Regions from separate parts of the Homo sapiens genome. Here region 1 is linked to region 2. The links are chromatin loops, found by intact Hi-C in ENCODE. Cell type or tissue: ascending aorta. All regions are shown on one strand. Region 1 overlaps ST7L (suppression of tumorigenicity 7 like). Region 2 overlaps ST7L (suppression of tumorigenicity 7 like).

Region 1 (2,500 bases), 70 kb before region 2:
ATTGGTGATTTCCTAGGACCATCAGTTAATAATTTTACCCAGTTATTAATGTGTTTATATATGTGGCATTTCATTAGGCACTGTAAAACTAAAGTAGGTAAGACGGGAGCAGTGGCTCACGCCTGTAATCCCAGCACCTTGGGAGGCTAAGTCGGGTGGATCACGAGGTCAGGAGATCGAGACCATCCTGGCCAACATGGTGAAACCCCGTCTCTACTAAAAATATAAAAATTAGGTGGGCGTGGTGACACGCGCCTATAGTCCCAGCTACTCAGGAAGGCTGAGCAGGAAAATCGCTTGAACCCGGGAGGCGGAGGGTGCAGTGAGCTGGGATTGTGCCACTGCACTCCAGCCTGGCAACAGAGCAAGACTCTGTCTCAAAAATAAATATGTAAATTAATTAATAAATAAAGTAGGTAGGCCAGGTGTGGTTGCTCATGTCTGTAATCCCAGCACTTTGGGAGGCCGAGGCAGGTGAATCATTTGAGTTCAGGGGTTTGAGATCAGCTTGGCCAACATAGTGAAACCCCATCTCTACTAAAAATAGAAAGATTAGCCAGGCATGGTGACGTGCACCTATAGTCACAGCTACTTGGGAGGCTGAGGCAGGAGGATCGCTAGAACCTGAGAGGCAGAGGTTGCAGTGAGCCAAGATCATGCCACTGCACTCTAGCCTGGGCAACAGAGTGAGACTCTATCTCAAAAAAAAAAAAAAAAAAAAAAACCTAAACTAGCAAACTGAAGGCCTAGGATTCTGACCATAAATAAAGTCCCTTGTCTTATTTTACCATATTTACATATTTACTCAGCTATTATTTTTCTAGTGATTGGATATTTCGTTATCAATTATACTCAAGTATTTATATTTTATTTGAAATTTGAAAATACTTGAATAACAATACTGAGATGAGCCTATTAGAGTACTTAACATGCAGTAGGTGCTCAATAAATGTCTGCTAAACTGAGAGCTATTCTGGGACTTCATTAGGCCAGGAAGTTGACCGCTTAGGGCTGGATACTAACCCAGGAATTTCTGATGTAATATCCTGCATTAGTAAGGGATGACTAATTTTGTGCTGAACCAAGGTCAGCTATAAATTTCACTTTTAAAACATAATGATTCACAGAGATTACACCTAAGCTTCCTTCAACAGCTATATTTTAATTTTTATTTTACTATATTCAGAAAGTATATACCAAAACACAAACCCATTAAAAATCCAGAAAATGTCCAGAACCTTGAGCCATGATTAAAGTAAAAGCACATCAAAATGGAAGTTTTAAAAGTTAGAAACATTAGAAACTGTAGAGAACATTGTGCTTTCAGCACCCAAAGAACCAGTCAGCAATCCCCTTTGCCCTGTCCCTCAGCCATGAGAGGCCAACTTCTTCTTCTTCCCAACTTCAAATCAAGAGAAACAAACCCTGCTATTCAAGAAGGTGGGAAACACATACAAGACAGCAAAGTTAGTAATATTACCTAACCTATATAGCATTTTATGGTTTATAAAGAACTTTAATTTATATTAGCTCATTTAATTCTTTTCAGTAACCCTAAGAGATAGTAGTATTCTCACTTTATAAGGTAGAAAACTGCATAGCTTTAGTGAGGAAATTTCCTAAAATATGAGATTTTTATACTGTAAGAGAGACCTAATTATTTCTTCCTGGATTGCTTTCTGTAGATTCATTTGTCAGTCAATGTTTGGCTAATACATCAAAATAATGGATGACTATTACAGAAACACTCCCTTGGAACGAAAGTTCAAATTTCATCACTGGCTTGTAGAGAAAAATTTATCAGAAGGCATAAAAGACGACTAAATAGCTATGTGAACTAGGGGAATAGTTCAACTCTGAACTTATGAGGTCCATAAGCAAATTCCAGAATGCGGTAAGTCATATCAAAGTTGAAGGAAAATTAAAAACAAAAAACATTAAGTACTCCTGGGTATTAAAACTCCTTATTGTTAACAATTTGTTCATTCTTCCACAGTCAGAGACAGAAAAAAATACTCTAAGAACATAAAATATAATCAAACAAAACCCCCCAGCATATTCCCCCTCTCCTACCTTCTGGAGTTTGCACCAAGTTAGAATAAAGGCTTGCCAAGAATAAACTGTCTGGTCTTATAGCTTACAGCTTTGACAACATAATAACCCTGATTTTATTCATATTACTATGTAAAATTGGCCTTATATTAGACAACCTTTGCAATAATTTACAAAGGAGGGCATTATTTTAGGCTAAATGTATTAGCTTAATATAATATACTCTTGCATATTGATGTTCCATAATTTAAGGTCCATTCTTTTGCCTTAAATATATTTGTTCCTGTTAAAATGGAAAGACAACAAGAACTACCACCACCACCTCTTTAGAAAGGAAAATAAAATTTCTCTCATTAATGACATCTTAATTGCTAAAGTCAATGGATTCTTCTTAGTATTTACCTTACCTATTATCTTGGATATTACTCCTCACTTGGAAATTTCTTCT
Region 2 (2,500 bases):
GAAATTATAAACACAACAACCTTTGCTAATAAAAACCCATCAACATTGCAAGGGTAATAATACAGTTTAACCTTTAAAATGTTACTTGAATTTCCTAATTTGTGTATATTTAAAATGCGGTTTTATAAAGAGTAACAAAAGGTTTTTTTGGGTTTTTGTTGTTGTTGTTTTGTTGTTGAGACAAGGTCCACTCTGTTGCCCGGGCTGGAGTGCAGTAGCATGATCACAGCTCACCACAGCCACGATTTCCTGGGCTCAAGCAATCCTCCCACCTCAGTCTCTGAAGTAGCTGGGACTACAGGAATGCGCCACCACAACGCGCTAAATTTTTAAAATTTTATACAGAGACCAGATCTTGTTCATTTGTCCAGGCTGCTCTTGAACTCCTGGCCACAAGCAATCCTCCTGCCTCAGCCTCCCACAGTGTTGGCAGTACAGACACGAGACACCACACCTGGCCACAAAAAGTTTTTTACAAGGTTTTAGACATCATATATATAAGTTATCCCCCTCTTATAAATGAGGAAATTATAGCTTAGACAGTTTATGTAGCTTGCCCAAAATTATCAGCTAGTAAGTGGCAGAGTTAAGATTCAAAATTTTATCTTCTGGTTCCCAAACCAGAGCTTTTTCCACTATATCAGCTGCTTAATATTGATAGTTTCTTTAAAACAAACAAACAAAAACCATATTAAATAGAGACAGGGTCTTGTTGTTGCCCAGGCTGGTCTCAAACTTCTGGCATTAAGGGATTCTCCCACTCCATCCTCCCAAAGTGTTGGGATTACAGGTGTAAGCCACCGTGCCTGGCTTAAAGACAGTTTATCGTCTTTACTTAGACTTTTGTATGCTATGGACTAAACATGCTAAAATATGCTTATGTTAAATTATGAGGCTTATATTAACATGTAGTTTTAATCCTGAATTCCTCAATAGCTTCTATTTTTTTTAGCCAAGAGAAAAATCTCGTTCTTGTTTGGCATTTCACTTTAACAAAATGGTCTGTATTTAGTCCCTATTTAAAAAAATAGATCCAATACAAATGCTATTTCTACTACAGCTGGAGAGCACCACCTAGAGATAAAAAAAAGAACAGGCTGGGCATGGTGGTTCACGCCTGGAACCTTAGCACTTTGGGAGGCCGAGGAGAATGGATCGTTTATGCCCAAGCGTCTGAGACTACCCTGAACAACACAGTGAGACTCTGTCTCTACAAAAAATAAATAAAAATTTAAAGGGAAGAGAAAAATTTATTGGCTATGCATGGCATAAAACTTCTTAAGATTTTTATCTGCAGCAGTATTGTTCCAAAGTGTACACTAGTAAACATGACATCCTAGGGATGTTAACGTGAATTATAAAAAATATTTTATTTTTTTTAAATTAAAAATATCTTCTTCAAGGAAAAGTTGAATTAAAGTTAAACAGTTTTGTTGTTTTTGTTTTTTGAAACAGAGTCTTGCTCTGTCACTCAGGTTAGAGTGCAGTGGCACCATCTTGGCTCACTGTAACCTCTCCCTCCAGGGTTCAAGTGATCCTCCCACCTTGGCCTCTCCAGTAGCTGGGACTATAGGTGCGCCACACACGCCTAATTTTTGTATTTTTTTGAAGAGACAGGGTTTTTCCATGTTTCCCAGGCTGGTCTCGAACTCTATCACCCCACCTCGGTCTCCCAAAGTGCTAGGATTACAGGTATGAACCACTGTATCAGGCCAAACAGGTTTCTTAATTGTGAGAATTCTCAGAATAATGGCCAAAATTCATTAAGTGTACATTCTGAACCAGCTATCATGTTATAAACTTACAACATTATCTGATTTACTCTTCATAATCCTATAAAGTTCATGCTATTAACTGCCAGTTAACAGATGAGGAAACTGGGGCTTGAAAAAACTGTAAGTTGAATTCATGACACATAAATTTTAGTCTTCCCAATGTTGCCAATATTAAAATGCTGTAGTCAGACATGGTGGCACATGCCTGTAATCCCAGCTACTAGGGAGGCTGAGACGGGAGGATGGCTTGAGCCCAGGAGTTAAGGCCACAGTGTGCTATAATGGTGCCTGTGAATATCGACTGTACTCTGGCCTGGGCAACGTAGTGAGACTCCATCTCAATTTTTTTTTAATGGGCAAATTTTATATAAAAACTGTATGTCCAGGTTCTACTTATTTATTCATTCATTTTTGAGAAAGGGTTTCTCTCTGTCGCCCAGGCTGGAGTGCAGTGGCAAGATCTTGGTTCACTGTAACCTCCACCTCCCAAGTTCAAGAGATTCTTATGCCTCAGCCTTCCGAGTAGCTGGGACTACAGGCACATACCACCATACCCAGTTATTTTTTGTATTTTAGTAGACGGAGTTTCATCATGTTGGCCAGGCTGTTCTTGAACTCCTGGCCTCAAGTGATCTGCCTGCTTCAGGCTCCCAAAGTGCTGGGATTATAGGTGTTAGCCACCACGTCCGGCCTGTCTGGGTTCTCTTTAAATCATTTGAAAAATT

Evidence for each region. Hi-C counts contacts between places; a loop is a spot of excess contacts. Peaks named below come from ENCODE experiments on the same cell type or tissue, not always from the same donor. Only the 100,000 strongest peaks of a DNase experiment are listed, where the experiment ranks them.
Region 1: a loop joins it to region 2, with 2.6 times the contacts of the local background. A loop is called at or near these places in 7 of 110 quality-filtered maps.

Annotation. Positions count from the first base shown.
Region 1 is chr1:112,543,168-112,545,667 of GRCh38, forward strand. The region is part of intron 13 of ST7L (suppression of tumorigenicity 7 like); the gene reads right to left. Among named protein-coding and RNA genes, the nearest start is that of WNT2B, 35 kb to the left of the region's middle. In ascending aorta, no CTCF peak of the experiment used is centred here; a DNase peak (open chromatin) is centred at 1,015; H3K27ac peaks cover 2,500 bases.
Region 2 is chr1:112,613,570-112,616,069 of GRCh38, forward strand. All of the region lies in intron 2 of ST7L (suppression of tumorigenicity 7 like), which reads right to left. Among named protein-coding and RNA genes, the nearest start is that of ST7L, 4.3 kb to the right of the region's middle. In ascending aorta, a CTCF peak has its summit at 1,096; no DNase peak of the experiment used is centred here.